3 separate regions of the Homo sapiens genome follow, and regions 1 and 3 are each linked to region 2. Evidence: read pairs that join two places in POLR2A ChIA-PET (ENCODE). Cell type or tissue: HepG2. All regions are shown on one strand. Region 1 holds the start of TNS2 (tensin 2). Region 2 holds the start of SOAT2 (sterol O-acyltransferase 2). Region 3 overlaps CSAD (cysteine sulfinic acid decarboxylase).

Region 1 (5,000 bases), 53 kb before region 2:
AGGAGGGTGAGGGTCCAAGAGGGTCTAGTGATGCCTTCCCAGCCCTCCTCAAGTGAGCTACTTTTCCCCTCGGGACTGGCTCATAGGGATCCCATCCCTGCTTCCCTTCCGAGGTGCGAGTGCCACAGGATGGGAGGGACTCACAGCCACAGTGGATCCTGACCACCCCACCCCTCACCGAGCTCACTGCTTGGGCACCTCCTTGCTGGGTCTGGGTGGGGAGTGTGAGACCAGTGAAGGTGAGAGGATGTCTGGGGACCTGTTCCAGGTGAGGGGACTTTCAGCCCCTATGGAGGCAGCAGGAGAGTGAAGCATGTAGAGGAGTCCTGGTCAGGGCCATGTGCCATAGGAGCAGAAGCTGGGACTGGACAGAAAAAAGCCACCCCCACTGCCCACCTTGTCACACTGCCCCATCTCCCCCAAGCAGGGCTGGGGGCTCGACAAGGCCAGGCCCGGTTGCCCACACTGGCCGGGGGCCTGGAATGTGCTGGGACACAGCCAGGCTGGCAGGATGGGGGTGGGTCACAGAGCCCGTGCTCCTCTCCAGTTACAGGCAGGGAGCCCAGGCCTGCCACACAGATGCCACCTTCTGGCCAGGATATCCTGGGGACACATTTCTTGGCCTGGAAAATTGGAGCTTCCAGGGAGAGGTGTCAGGCTAGGCCCAATCCAGTCAGGTCCTCGCAAGGGTCTCAAGTGGGCACCCACAGCAGGCCTCACCCCAGAGAATGCAGGATTCTTCATCCCAGGGAACCCATCCTGGTGGATATGAAGGAGCAGGAAGCAAGTAGAAGGGACTCCGTGGGAGAAGCCAGGGCTGGGGGAGTTGCCTGAGTACTGGGACATTCAATAAATACCATGCAAATGAGAGGGGCACATTTGCACATTCTTTCAAGTGACAGCTATAGCCTGTCCCAGGGGCTGCTGTCCACAGCTTGGGGCTGAAGACTCCCAGGCCATTAACCCCTTAGCTTTTAGGAAGATTACTCCCCCTTTTTCAAGGCCCCATCCACCTCCCTCCCTTGACTCCCAGGACGGGAAGTTGGCCATGTTCCCAGGAGGGAGGCCGGAGGCCCATGGATGGGGGTGGAGTATGTGTTGGGAGGGGGGACCTCCTGTCCAGTCCTCAGGCCCTGGGACAGCTGCTGAGGAAGGAGAGCAGACCCAGGAGAGCCATGAAGGTAGTACTCAGGCTTCGGGGTTGCCGCGGGGGGAGGGTGCAGCCCTTGGGTAGAGAGCCCAAGTTGCAGGGCTGGAAAGAGGGCTAGGGATCTGTGAGATCATGTCTGAAACAAAGCCAGGGAATGGGTGAGTGGGGGGCACTGTGTCAGGAGCAGAAACCTGGGGGCTTTCAGGAGAAGGGCCTCATATGCCTTAGGCTGTGGCAGGAGAATGGATTACTCCCCAAACCTGAGCAAAGCAGTCTTGTGGCTGGAACTTGGCCTTGCAAGGTGTATTGAGGGTAAAGGTGGGCGGTGCATGCTTTCCTTTTCCTACTTCATAACGAGTGAAACTGAGACAGGAAGGGGGCCCCCAGTCCCATTTTTACCTGACTCTCAGGACACACTCGGGATCCTGGGCCTGCCTGCTGGTAGTAGTTCCCAGCTCCACTCCCTCCCCAGCGGAAGTCCCTCGAGAGCTTGAGAGTTCAGGCTGGAGCCTGGCTGGGACACACTGTTCCCCACTTGCCCTTTAGCCCTGCCCCGAGACCAGAATTCTCACCCGGCCCCACCGGGGGTGGGGGCAGAATCTCAAGACCATGGATCCCTGCAGATCCCTGGAGAGTGTGGTGTCCCAGGTGTGGGACAACTCCAGAGTTGGGGGAGTAGGGGGAGCAAAAGATCACAGGCTGACACTCCCAGCAGGGTAGATCCTGGGAATCTGATCTCCTGGCCTCCCCCACATCCTCCCCCCTCCACTTCCTGGAGCAGCGACCTGCCCCCTTCCCGCCTGCACTTCCCTCCACTTCCAGGGCCGGGCTTCTCCTCACACCAGCCAGACAGCCTACCCTCCGCCCAGGGGAAGCGGCTGCCTCCGCCAGGCCGCTTCCAGGAAGCCCCGGGCCAGGCCCCAGCATTGTTCAGGCCCTGGGGCCAGCACCCCAGCCAGCCGAACACCATGAAGTCCAGCGGCCCTGTGGAGAGGCTGCTCAGAGCCCTGGGGAGGAGGGACAGCAGCCGGGCCGCAAGCAGGGTAGGAGTGCCCACCAGCTGGGCAAAAGAGGGGCAGGGGTGGAGGTGCGGGCAGTGGGGGAGGGGACCAGGAATCAGGCCAGGCCTTCTTCCCAATTTCAGCTTCCTCAGCCTTCTTCCCTGGCCCAGCATCCCCTCCGGAGTGGCCAGGGCTGTAGTGTGAGGGGATGTTTGGGTTAGAGTAGGTCCTGCTGTCTGTTTTGGCTCCTCTCACCTTCCCTGCTCTAGCCTGGGCCAACCCCAGGAGGTCCTGGCCCCCCAACATAAGCCCCAGGTGCCTCACTGCAGGACTTTGCCATGCGCTATCCAGGTATCCTCCAGCAGGCTCAGAGATCATCAGGCCCCTTCCCTGGCCCAGGGAAGTTTGAGGGAAATGGGGTGGCAGGGTGGAAAAAGAGAGAGGAGAGGGAGTCAGGAGTGCTTTGGAACTGGAGGTTTGCTTTCCACTGACAACATCCATATCTGCTGCTAATGCCAACATGCTCCCAAGTGTCTTAGTGGGTCCCACAAAGTTGATCCAGCCCAGAAGAGTTGCAGGGACAGTCAAGAAACCAGAGGTGCTGCCCACATCCCCATCACTCCCTTTCCCAACTTCCCAGCCTTGCCCCAAAAGCAGCAGCTCAGGACAACCTGAGATACTACTGTGATGGGTCCCCGGGAGGAGGACAGCAGGAGTCTGAACTCCAGAGGAGGGGGAATATGGGTAAAACAGAGAGATGGCAAGGAGACAAGCTGTCCCCAGACAGAGGATGGGAGGAGAGAACCCACAGTGGGAGGGGAAGGGACTGAGATAGGCCTGGGCCATAAGGGGGCATCCCAGGCTCCTGCCTCACTGCATCTCTGGGTCAGGAGGGGCTGAACAGGGAATCTGGTCCACTCCTTTCTCATTCAATGCGTGAATCCCAAGTGCCAGGGTGCAGGGGGTCGGGGGAGAACTCACAGCATCCAAAGCCAGCTAAACATCTCTCCCCAGTGACAGGCTTCTATCTGTTTCCCTCCAGCATGACCACCCCCATTACACAATTGCTGTCTGCTGCCTCAGTGCACAATGAGTAAACATGTTGTTCTGACCGTGGGGGAGGAGGGCATGTCAGCTGCCTGGAGCGTGGGGACAGCAGGAGCTAAAGGAGCAGGACTGGCTGAGGCCACTCCTGCCGGCTCAGTCTGGTGCTGCAGGACTGACATACAACACATATGTTTGGAACCTCCCTGCTCACTCTGCACACAGGTCTCCATGCGGGGAGGACAAGATGGGAAGAGTCAGGGAGTACCCTTACCACACCAGGGGGAAAGCCTGAGCATGGAGGCTTTTCCACAAGGGCATCACACACCAGGGCCATGTGAGGGGCCCAAGTGATCCCCTGGGGAGGAGCTGACCCAGCAAAGGTGACGCAAGGGGTCAGATTCCATGCACAGTTGAGGACAGGCCCCATGACCGCCCTGAAGCAGCTGTGGCCAAGTGCGTCCTACAAGTTTGAGGGCTTGATCTGGACGGAGAAAACCAGTGCAGTGCTAAGGCAAGGCTCCTGCCCAGTCCCGGAGATGGAGATGGGCCCACTGGGAACTCACACCTCTGTTTGTCCCTCCACCTTCAGCCTAGGAAAGCTGAGCCTCATAGCTTCCGGGAGAAGGTTTTCCGGAAGAAACCTCCAGTCTGTGCAGTATGTAAGGTGACCATCGATGGGACAGGCGTTTCGTGCAGAGGTGAGGCTCTCTGTCCTGTGACTCTGAGACCCTCCACCCAGTACCACTGTGTTGCACAACTCCAGCAGGCCAGCTCACACAATCTCAAATGTAATATGCTGCTCCTGGATTAGGCACAATGGCAGCTAAGAAGCAGCTGCCTCCCCCTTCAGATGGCCCTGGCTCCCCATGACAGACACCTCCCATAACCCAGGAGAGCCAGTACTCTCCATCACCTTCCCATCCTGACTTGTGACGGTAGTCTTCCTTCCCTCTCTTCCTCCTCACCTCCACCCACCCTGGAACGTTACCCCTGGCCTGGGCAGTAGTACCCCACTGCCACACTCTTCCCTCAAAACCTAGCCCTGCTCCTCTGCCCCAGCCAGCCCAGTCCAGGTGGGATCTTGGAAGTCCCAGGGTCTGGTTCCAGGGTCTGGGAGATGAGGGAAGGCCATTCCTTCCACTGTCCCACAGGCCCCTGCTAACCCCTCTCCTCCCCTTACCTTCCCTAGTCTGCAAGGTGGCGACGCACAGAAAATGTGAAGCAAAGGTGGGTATCTGATTCTACCTGATAGGGGGAGAGGGTCTGGAGTCCCTTCCTCCTCCCAAACAGGCTTCTGCAACCACACTGGCATCAACCCTCCACCTCCACCCCTCTCACCACTGGGGAACCCCTCCTGGGTGGGAGGGGTGCTGTACTGGGCCCTTTAAGAACCACCCTACTCCGCCTTCTGGAGGGCTGGCCAGCCCAGGCGGGTGGACAGCAAGACAGCGTTTGTCTTGGTGCTGTGCCCAGACTGCAGCTGGCGAGAGGATGGGGGTGGGGAAGAGGAGGAGAATGAGGAGGAGGAAGGGTGGGGTGGGTGGGGAGTGGGGGAGCAGGATTTCAGAGACTGGGCAGCCGGATGGGCTGTGCCTTCCCTCTGGGGAAGGGTCCTCAAAATGCCTGGGCGGGTCTTGTCCTGGGCCCTGGAAAAACTGGGCCTTTCCAGGTATAAGCTGTGGATAGCACCCACTGTCCACTGGGGACCTGAGACAGCCCTGTCTCTGAAGAGGTCCCCTGGTCCTCTTCCTTCAGGACAGGGGGAGGAGGATCCCAGGGCCCTGGAGCTGGCTTGGGGGAGC
Region 2 (5,000 bases):
CCGTAGACATCTGGACTCAGTGCTGCAGCAACTCCAGACTGAGGTCTACCGAGGGGCTCAAACACTCTACGTGCCCAATTGTGACCATCGAGGCTTCTACCGGAAGCGGCAGGTGAGACTATTTTTCTTCTCCTCCTGCTCCAGCAGAAGGCTCCTGCCAGGGAGTGGGGGCGGTGCTGCTTACAAAGCTGCATAAATAAGACACTGCCCCATCTTTAAGGATCTTCCAACTTTAGGAGAACATAGAGAATATAATTTATTAAACAAACTTAGAGAATAATCAACCACACACTGTGAGAGAAAACCCACTTAAGGAATGCCCTAACTCAGTGGCTCTTGAACTTGAGGCATCAGAATCCTCCGGAGGGCTTATGCCACACAGATAGCTGAGCCCCACCGGCAGCCTTCCTGATTCAGGAGGTGTGGGGTGGGGCCTGACAATATGCATTTCTAACATGTTCCCTCGTGATCCGGATTTGGGAACGTCACTTTGAAAACTACTGTTCCAGGCTAGCAGAATGCACACAATTTATTGGTTGAAGAGGGGGAACTAAAGAGAGGGAACACTGGGCCGGGTGCGGTGTCTCATGCCTGTAATCCCAGCACTTTGGGAGGCCAAGGCTGGTGGATCACGAGGTCAGGAGTTCAAGATCAGCCTGAACAACCTGGTGAAACCCCATCTGTTTTAAAAATTACAAAAATTAGCCAGATGTGGTGGCATGCACCTGTAATCCCAGCTACTCAGGAGGCTGAGGCAAGAGAATTGCTTGAACCTGGGAGGTGGAGGTTGCAGTGAGCAGAGATCATGCCAATGCATTCCAGCCAGGGCGACAGAGCGAGACTCCATCTCAAAAAAAAAAAAAAAAAAAAAAAAAAGAGAGGGAACCCCCGAGGAGACGCTCAGGTGTTTTTACATCCTCAGACTCAGATGTCCCCTCTCATTCTCCTGCTGGAAGCCTCTGGCCTCACTCCTGACCTGTGTGCCTCTCTCTCCAGTGCCGCTCCTCCCAGGGGCAGCGCCGAGGTCCCTGCTGGTGTGTGGATCGGATGGGCAAGTCCCTGCCAGGGTCTCCAGATGGCAATGGAAGCTCCTCCTGCCCCACTGGGAGTAGCGGCTAAAGCTGGGGGATAGAGGGGCTGCAGGGCCACTGGAAGGAACATGGAGCTGTCATCACTCAACAAAAAACCGAGGCCCTCAATCCACCTTCAGGCCCCGCCCCATGGGCCCCTCACCGCTGGTTGGAAAGAGTGTTGGTGTTGGCTGGGGTGTCAATAAAGCTGTGCTTGGGGTCGCTGGCTTGTGTCTCTGTGTCTGCCTCTCACAATTCTGGAATCCCTGGCCCTCTCTTTACCCCACTACAGCTCACTCACAGCATTTCTCCTTTCCTGTGGATACCTTTAGTCCTTCCTGTGACAGCCAGGCAGAAGCTTCAAGCCATCAAGCCTCACAGAGCTGCCCACCAGGAGTTGGGAGTGGGAAGGGGAGACACTGAGATCATGGCCTTAATCTGAAGTTGTGACCTTGTTTCTAACACTGATCTTTGGACACAAAGGGAGGGGAAGGATTAATAGTTAATCCCAGCAGGAACCCAGCAAAGAGGAACTCTCAAAGCACATACCCTTCTGTTACTTCCTACTAAAAAAAGAAGGAAATTATTACTAATATATGAGCTCATCCCATGGCCCTGAACCATGTGATTTTACCTGGACAACCTCATTTTGAGCTTACGATAACCTTGTGATATAGGGATTTTTACCCCTATTTTTCAGAGGAGGAAACTGGCTTAAAATTTGGGGTCACTTGCCTGAAATTATATAGCTGGTAAATGACAGAGGGAGGTTTGCATCCGGTTCTTCCATATGTGACAATACCTGGTATTCCCTAGGTGCTGAATACGTGTTTGTTTAGTCTCCTTTCTGCCTACATGCTCACCCAAGCAGGTGTCAGGAAGCGGCCCTGTCAGTTCAGGGGCCCTGACACTCAGCCTTTCCTGGAGGGGCCCCAGTTCCGTGAGTAGCACAGTGCCAACCCCATCAGAATATTACCACATGTGTCAATCACACACCTTGTGGTGAAAGCGAGCTGAACGCACTGATACATGAAGACATTTCTGACTCCTCCCTGACCTTCAGCCTGCTGGGAGAGAGACTGGAAGGCCAGCCATGCTAGGTGACAAGCTTCTGAGAGGCAAAGTTCCCCTCCCCAAGATGTACCCAGCCACTATTCCTGTGTGTGTGTGGCGGGGTGGATAGCACCCTTGGAGCTGGGCATCTGGATGGTGGTTGGGGTGTTAGGGGGATGTGGCGATCCCTGCGACAGACAGCAGAGTGAGGTCTGAATCTGAGAAGCTCTGCCTCCAGATCAGATAACCTATCGCACTCCCAGAGGCCCCCTCCTCCTGAAAGGACTTTAGTCTTTGGAGCTGTCACCTGAGCTGAGTGGGACAAGAGCTCTACAGGGCAGGCCACACTGCGAAGGAAGGAGGCAACACGGGCAAGGGCTGCCTGCTGCCCGCTGGAGACCGCACCATGGAGCCAGGCGGGGCCCGTCTGCGTCTGCAGAGGACAGAAGGGCTGGGAGGGGAGCGGGAGCGCCAACCCTGTGGAGATGGTGAGCCGCCCTCGGGGGTGCAGAAGGCACAGGCAAGTGGGGGGGAGGCGGGGAGAGATGCGCTATGGAGAGAAGGCTCCAACTGCCTGATGCCAATCCTTCCTGCTGTCCAGAGAGGCCAAGGAAGGTAGACCCTGGCCTCAGCCCAGAGCCACCCAGCTGGAAGATGGAACAGAAAAGAGCTATGTCAGAGCTGTGGCCTGGCCTTATCCTTCTGACTGTTTAGCCCCAGATAGTGAATGGAGTAGCTTCCCATTCCCTGAGTGCCCTGTTCCCAGTAATGTCACCAGGCCCCCTGCTTGCCTATGGCCTCCTCACCACTGGCAACAGCAACTTCCCCTTCTAGTAGCCCCAACCATGATACTAGATATTGGCTGGTTGGGGTGAGGGCAGCTGCTGAGCACACAAAGCATTTCCTGACCACAGGATGCCTCTGGGTCTGCAGAACCCCAATTCCTCCTGTTGACTGTGCCTTTGATCCCTCCTCACAGGAAACACTGAGACGCACAGAGCCCCGGACTTGGTACAATGGACCCGACACATGGAGGTGAGGGATGTCAGAGGTCAGAGGTCAAGTGGACAGATCCTTGGTAGCAGGAAGCAGGAGTGAGGCTTGGTGATAAAGATGACTTTTTTTTTTTTTTTTTTTTGAAACAAAGTCTCGCTCTGTTGCTCAGGCTGGAGTGCATTGGCACAATCTCGGCTCACTGCAACCTCTGCCTCCCAGGTTCAAGCGAGTAGCTGAACTACAGATGAGTGCCACCAGGTGTGGCTAATTTTTTTTTTATATTTTTAGTAGAGACGGGGTTTCACCATATTGGCCAGGCTGGTCTTGAACTCCTGACCTCAAGTGATCTACCCGCCTCGGCCTCCCAAAGTGCTGGGATTACAGGTGTGAGCCACGGTGCCCAGCCTGATGACTTGTTCCTGAGTGCAAAGATCGGATTCGAATTAAGGATGGAGATGGAGGGGTTTGAAGCACAGGTCCCAAAGGTCACCAAAAGTCAGCCAGTAGATAGAGTCTTCCTGCTAGTGCGGCTGGAGGCCAGGGGTGAGGAGTGACAATCGGAGGTGACCAGGCTGGAATTCAGACCCAGGGAGGGGAAGCCTTGCTCCTGCTGTCACTCCCTGATCCTCGCTGCTGCCCCAGGAAGCCAGAAGGAGATCAACTCTGGGCAGGGATCATGGCTTGTTCATCTTTTTACCACAGCACTTAGCACTGCGGGGTCCTACCCCACCAGCAGACCCATCACCACCCCACCAATGCCTGCCCTTCCCCCCGCAGGCCTGCCACCACTGAACCCCCATCCCTGCTGACCCCCCAGGTTGTTTTTTTTTTTAAAAAAAGCACTGTGCCTGGCATAGACAGAAATTCAGTGAATGTCTGGTGAATGAAAGGATGGCTGACTGGAGGGACAGTGGGCTCTACCCTGGCTTTGTCCCGTAGGCTGTGAAGGCACAATTGCTGGAGCAAGCGCAGGGACAACTGAGGGAGCTGCTGGATCGGGCCATGCGGGAGGCTATACAATCCTACCCATCACAAGACAAACCTCTGCCCCCACCTCCCCCAGGTTCCTTGAGCAGGTGAGTCTGGGGAATGGCTGCGCGGGCTCCTCTGTAGCAAGGATCATGAGCTAGAAACATCACGTTATGTGCCCTTGCCAGCTTTATCAGGACCGTGACTCCAGCCTTCCCTCTTCCCCCCTTGTCTTCCTAACACTGACCTCCATCTACTGGGCCTCGCTCTGCCCTGGCCCTGACCTTCTACCCGGTCCTGCCCTCTGGCCCTAGCCCTGACCTTTCCCTACCACTCCCCTTGGCTCCCAAGTATTGACCTTCTGCATGGCCCTGCCCTCTGCCCATTTACTTTTTCCTGACCCTGAACAAACATCTCAATTCAGGACCCAGGAGCCATCCCTGGGGAAACAGAAAGTTTTCATCATCCGCAAGTCCCTGCTTGAGTAAGTCGGGGTGATGACAAGTAATGGGAGGAAAAGAAAGGGCTTTGGCTAGGGGTCAAGGTACCTCATTTCTCATCCCCAGCCTCTAGGTGGTTTGTGGAGAGGACTTGGAAAGGGTTTCTAAGGTGCAGGTCCCCTATTTGCCCTAGGCATGGTTGTGGAAGAAAGGCCTTTAGCTGGAAGTTCTGGATCGCTAGGCCCCATGCCTCATGTGTACAGTGTCTGAGCTAGTTCACACAACCCTGAGGACCCTCCCACACTGACTTTCGGGCCCCTGTCCCTCTAGTGAGCTGATGGAGGTGCAGCATTTCCGCACCATCTACCACATGTTCATCGCTGGCCTGTGTGTCTTCATCATCAGCACCCTGGCCATCGACTTCATTGATGAGGGCAGGTAGGTCCCCTTCCCACCTGGGACAGGCACACCT
Region 3 (5,000 bases), 56 kb after region 2:
ACTCCTGACCTCAGGTGATCCACCCGCCTCGGCCTCCCAAAGTGCTGGGATTACAGGCGTGAGCCACTGTGCTCGGCCGGTTGAATGTTAATAAATTTTAAAAACATACCAAAAGAATGCAGTTGAAATTTTAACTTTATTATTTTCCTATTACAAAAGCAACACATATTCATTACATAATAAAAGGGAGGGAGCTCAAAAGATATAAAGAAGTCTATGTTTTTTTTGTTTGTTTGTTTTTTTAAAGGAGTCTGTTTTAAAATTGCCTATTATCCTATTCCAGGGAAAACTATTAACATTTTGCCATATTTCATTTTATCAGTCTTTTCCTATGTATTTTTGAACACAGCTCAAATATTACTCTATATAAAGACTTGTATTCAGCTTTTTCAACATAAATTACATTAAAGTTATTTTTATGTCAATAAAAATTATCTTTGTAAACAAAATTTTAATGGCAAAATAACATTTCATCATATAGACATACTGTAATTTATTTAAACACTCTCCTAAAATCAAATATTTAGTTAGGAGAAAGTTAGTAGGTCAAAGCATATAAACATTGCGCAGGTCACTGTGGCCTAAAAAGGCTGTTCTTTTTTATTTTTTTTGGAACAGAGTCTCGTACTGTTGCCCAGCCTGGAGTGCAGGGGTGCAATCTCGGCTCACTGCAACCTCTGCCCCCTGGGTTCAAGCAATTCTGCCCCAACCTCCTGAGTAGCTGGGTTTACAGGCACAGGCCACCATGCTCGGCTAATTTTTGTATTTTTAGTAGAGACAGGGTTTCACCTTATTGGCCAGGCTGGTCTCGAACTCCTGACCTCAAGTGATCCACCCGCCTCGGCCTCCCAAAGTGCTGGGATTACAGGCGTGAGCCACTGCACCCGGCCTCAAAGGCTGGGAGGGAATGCAGTGACTCTGCGGGTGAGGGGTGGTATCAAGGCCGGCAGCAAGACAGAGAAGGCTCACAGGTCCTGGCCTAGCCGCTCCAGCTCGTTGAGGAGGAAGTCCATATCAGCACAGGTCAGTGCAGAGTTGGCCACAACCACACGGAAGAAGTTGCCCCGGGTCCCGTGGGGCTGGTAGCCAATCATCATGGAGCCCTCCTTCACCATGCGCTCCTTGAGCACGGGGGCCACCTGTGGAAGGGTGGAGAGAGATTCCAGCTGCAGCCTGGGTCGGCTGACAGGTAGGCTGGCTTCTTGTCCTGCCAGGCTTCCAGAGGTGCTTTTCCTTCCCACCCAGCCACCTTCTGGGGGTAGCACACCTTGCTCAGACCTTGACCTTGGCCTCAGTTTACCTTTCTGTCATATCTAACCTGCTTGGCCTTCGCTATCTTCTGCTTTTCTCCCCATTTCTCCTGTCTCCAAGAAATCTGTCCTGTGGGACATTTTCTGCCAAATCTTGACTTTCTCTTGATTCCTAACACTGCTTTAGTCTAACTTCAAGCCTTGGTCATCTAAGCCTTAGTCAACACCTTCTTCTCCCCTCTCTTAATTCCTGTAATATTTTTGATAATATTAATCTGTGCCCTGTGATCTAGCAAGTAATTTACAACACTGCCTTGAACACATTGCTTCCAAGTAGGTAACTCTTGCCTTATAATAACAACTCCATAAGGGCAAGAACATTTGTCCTTTCAGATCATCTGCAGCACCTAGTACCACTCTATCTTTAGGGACCAGGATATAACACAGCTCCTCGCCTCCAGATGGCACTTCTAGACTGGCTTTCTCGGGTTGCTGTGTCCCTAGCACGGGTAATAAGGCTTTTCCATGATCATTCTGCCTCATATCTGTCCTGGGCCTGAGTTCCCAGCCCAATTGCCAGCACAAGGCTCTGTGTACTACACACTGGTGACTTCTCTGACTTCTCCTGTAACACACGTCGCTGCTTCTTACTTCCCAGAAACATACCTTCCTCCCCATCCCCACCCCTACCGAAAAGAGAGCATCCACGCCTCAGAGCAAGAGACCAGCAAGGAGACCTGCCATGCCACTCCCAGCCAACAGGGGGCAGAAGCGCATCAGTTGCATCAGCTCCCTAACGGGTAAAGAGAGCAGCACAGCACGCCTACCTTTGACAGCCTTTCGTGGTAATCTGGACTCTCCTGCTTCCCTCGCAGGCTGGGGGGTACGAACCAGAAACACACATTGACAAACTCAGGCTGAGAGGAATGAGAAAGAGGAAGGTGTGAGCTGAGAAAGGGGGACCGTTTTCCCTCTCCCTGCCCCTTTCCCCTCTCCCTGCCCTTTTCCCTCCACTAGGGCTTTAGTTGGGGCTTGGGGGCTGCAAAAGAGCTAGGCTGGGGCAGGGGCCACAAAATAGAAAGGGGTCCTACCTCCATGACTAGCTCAAACCCTTCCCGCTTCTTCATTTCCTCCACCAGGTACCTGTGAACAGAGAGTGAGAAACCATAGGCGGGGAGGAAAAGCAGAGATCCAGACAGAAGAGGCCCACGTAGAATGAGCCACAGAGAGACCGAGAGAAAAGTAATCCCGGGAGCAGGAAAGAGGGAGGGGCATGGACCCAGGAGAGGGGAACAGGGACGACCCCCCACCTCCTCCCGCCTACCGGGCAAGGACAAAGGCCTGGTCGATGCGCCGCTCCAGCCCTTGATCGCCCTGTGCCTTCCACATGAGCCACAGCTTCAGACAGTCCACACGGCGGCCACACTGCACCACCTTGTCTCCCGTGTCCAGAGCCACATCGTAGAACTTGTCCTGCTGGAAAAGGTAGCTGGCCTGGGACCCATGGCAGCGCTTGAGCAGGTTCTGTGTGGGGGTGAGGAGATTGTCAGACCCTACCCTCTCCACCGAGGCTTTCCTCCAGGGCTGCACTGTGGGGGTCTTAGCTCAGGATACCCTCTTCTTTCCCTGGAGCCAGATGGCACTGCTGGGACGGCTGCCTGCTGGCTCCAACACCTTTCTTTGGGTTTCCTCCCAATACCCAGGGTTCTTCCCAAACTCTGATGGCAACCTCAAGCTAGAAACTCCAGGATACCTCTGACTCCAACTTCAAGCTGGAAACTTTTCTTTTAAGAGAGGCCACTGGGGGAGTGAAGGAGCCTAATACAGGTTAGGGTGGTAGCTGAGATGCAGCTTCAGAAGGGATGGTAAAGAGAATAGAGAAAGGCCTGAACTTTATCTAAGGTGGGATAGAGAAGGCAGAGCTCCAGAGAGAGGTGGGGCTGGTGCAGGGGCAGGGGCAGACCCACCGAGGTATCCTGGAGAAGAAGTGCAGAGCATTGCAGGCCTGCTGCGAGGAGCTTGTGGGGATTCCAGGCCACAGAGTCAGCCCTGGATGGGGTGGAGCAAAGGCAGGTCAGTGGCTCCTCCTCCAGCTGCCCAACCAGAGCCCTTCCTCCTTTTCCAGGTCCCCAGCAAAGGGGCTTTGGTCTCACCCTCACCCCAGCATCAGGAAGAACTGCCATGTCTGACCTCCCAGCTCCAATCAATCCTCTCTCCAGTCCCCCTCCCCTCAGCCTCCTACCCCAGCCATGTTAAACTCCCTAGTCCATGATGATTCTCTGGACCAATGGTTTGAAGGGCGGGATTTGGGAAGAAGGGGACTGTATGCACCTCTGGATCCCATCCAGGAGATGCCTGTGTGTCTGTGACAGCAGGACGCTCCCACCCCAGGCAGCCTGTGGAGCAGGAGGAACAACGTGGGCCTTGGCCTTGGCTCAGCCCACCCCACCGCACCCCCAAGCCGAAGTCCCACTCACATCCACATGCAGCCATAGCCCATGACGCTGGCACACATCAGCAATTGCCTCCAGGGGGTCAAAGGCCCCTAGCACAGTGGTGCCAGAGGTGGCACTGACCAGGAACGGCACAGCACCCTGTTGCCAAAATGTAGAGGGAGAAAGATGTAAAGTCATCTCAAAAGCTACTCAGAGCCTGATGCTGGGCCCAGCTCTAAGCTCTTTGCATGCCTAAAATGGCCCATTTCAACCTCACAACAATGTGTTACTGTCCTTTTTAATGTGCAGCCAGGGACACTGAGATTCAAAGATCCAAGCAGAAGCTGCAGAGATGGACTTCGAACCTAGGTTTTCATTTCCAAAGCTCATACTCTCAAAGAACTTGAATGTTTTACTGGAAGATCCAATGCTATTGAAAAAAAATTGAGTCAGGCATAGTGGCTCACACCTATAATCTCGGCACTTCAGGAGGCCAAGGCAGGATTGCCTGAGGCCAGGAGTTCAAGACCAGCCTGGGCAAAATAGCAAGACCCCATCTCTAAAAAAATTTTTTTGTTTAATTAGCCAAGTGTAGTGGGCATGCCTGTAGTCCCAGCTACTCAGGAGGCTGAGATGGGAGGATTGCTTGAGCCCAGGAGTTTGAGGTTACAATGAGCTATGATTTTGCCACTGCACTCCAGCCTGGGCAACAGAATGAAAGCCTGCCTCAAAAAATATAAACAAATAGGCCAGGCACGGTGGCTCACACCTGTAATCCCAGCACTTTGAGAAGCCAAGGCAGGTGGATCACTTGAGGCCAGGAGTTCAAGACCAGCCTGGCCAACATGGCAAAACCCCGTCTCTATTAAAAAATACAGAAATTATCTGGGTGTGGTGGTGCACGCCTGTAATCCCAGCTACTTGGGAGGCGGAAGCCGAGGCAGAGGCATGAGAATCGCTTGAACCCGGGAGGCAGAGGTTGCACTGAGCCAAGATCACACCATTGTACTCCAGCCTGGGCAAAAGAGCAAGATTCTGTCTCAAAAATAAATAAATAGGCTGGGTACGGTGGCTCACACCTGTAATCCCAGCACTTTGGGAGGCCGACGCGGGTGGATCACGAGATCAGGAGTTCAAGACCAGCCTGGCCAAGATGGTGAAACCCTGTCTCTCCTAAAACTACAAAAATTAGCCAGGCACAGTGGCAGGCGCCTGTAATCCCAGCTACTCAGGAGGCTGAGGCAGGAGAATCACTTGAACCTGGGCAGCAGAGGTTGCAGTGAGCCAAGATTGTGCCACTGCACTCCAGTCTGGG

What was found. Peaks named below come from ENCODE experiments on the same cell type or tissue, not always from the same donor. Only the 100,000 strongest peaks of a DNase experiment are listed, where the experiment ranks them.
Region 1: POLR2A ChIA-PET joins it to region 2 with 65 read pairs; 16 of 35 experiments call an interaction of 5 or more read pairs at or near these places.
Region 3: POLR2A ChIA-PET joins it to region 2 with 26 read pairs; 7 of 35 experiments call an interaction of 5 or more read pairs at or near these places.

The regions. Positions count from the first base shown.
Region 1 is chr12:53,048,068-53,053,067 of GRCh38, forward strand. TNS2 (tensin 2) reads left to right here and starts at 1,998. Exons shown (of 29, transcript NM_170754.4): 1 at 1,998-2,193; 2 at 3,788-3,896; 3 at 4,388-4,425. The coding sequence starts at 2,119. All of the region lies in intron 2 of TNS2-AS1 (TNS2 antisense RNA 1), which reads right to left. RefSeq lists enhancers at 1-158, 159-1,002. In HepG2, a CTCF peak has its summit at 595 (motif pointing left); DNase peaks (open chromatin) are centred at 574, 1,914, 3,364, 3,564 and 2 weaker places; H3K4me3 peaks cover 4,054 bases.
Region 2 is chr12:53,101,049-53,106,048 of GRCh38, forward strand. IGFBP6 (insulin like growth factor binding protein 6) reads left to right here. Exons shown (of 4, transcript NM_002178.3): 3 at 1-112; 4 at 997-1,292. The coding sequence ends at 1,119. It overlaps SOAT2 (sterol O-acyltransferase 2), which reads left to right and starts at 2,438. Exons shown (of 15, transcript NM_003578.4): 1 at 2,438-2,611; 2 at 3,103-3,158; 3 at 4,059-4,195; 4 at 4,513-4,572; 5 at 4,859-4,966. The coding sequence starts at 2,530. RefSeq lists an enhancer at 2,020-2,548. In HepG2, no CTCF peak of the experiment used is centred here; DNase peaks (open chromatin) are centred at 1,553, 2,033, 2,413 and 3,103; H3K4me3 peaks cover 3,001 bases.
Region 3 is chr12:53,157,546-53,162,545 of GRCh38, forward strand. It overlaps CSAD (cysteine sulfinic acid decarboxylase), which reads right to left. Exons shown (of 17, transcript NM_001244705.2): 11 at 3,728-3,844; 12 at 3,582-3,646; 13 at 3,218-3,299; 14 at 2,575-2,774; 15 at 2,342-2,393; 16 at 2,078-2,167; 17 at 118-1,139. The coding sequence ends at 966. Among named protein-coding and RNA genes, the nearest start is that of ZNF740, 21 kb to the right of the region's middle. RefSeq lists enhancers at 1,008-1,508, 1,882-2,509. In HepG2, CTCF peaks have their summits at 1,708 (motif pointing right) and 2,017 (motif pointing right); DNase peaks (open chromatin) are centred at 2,026 and 4,026.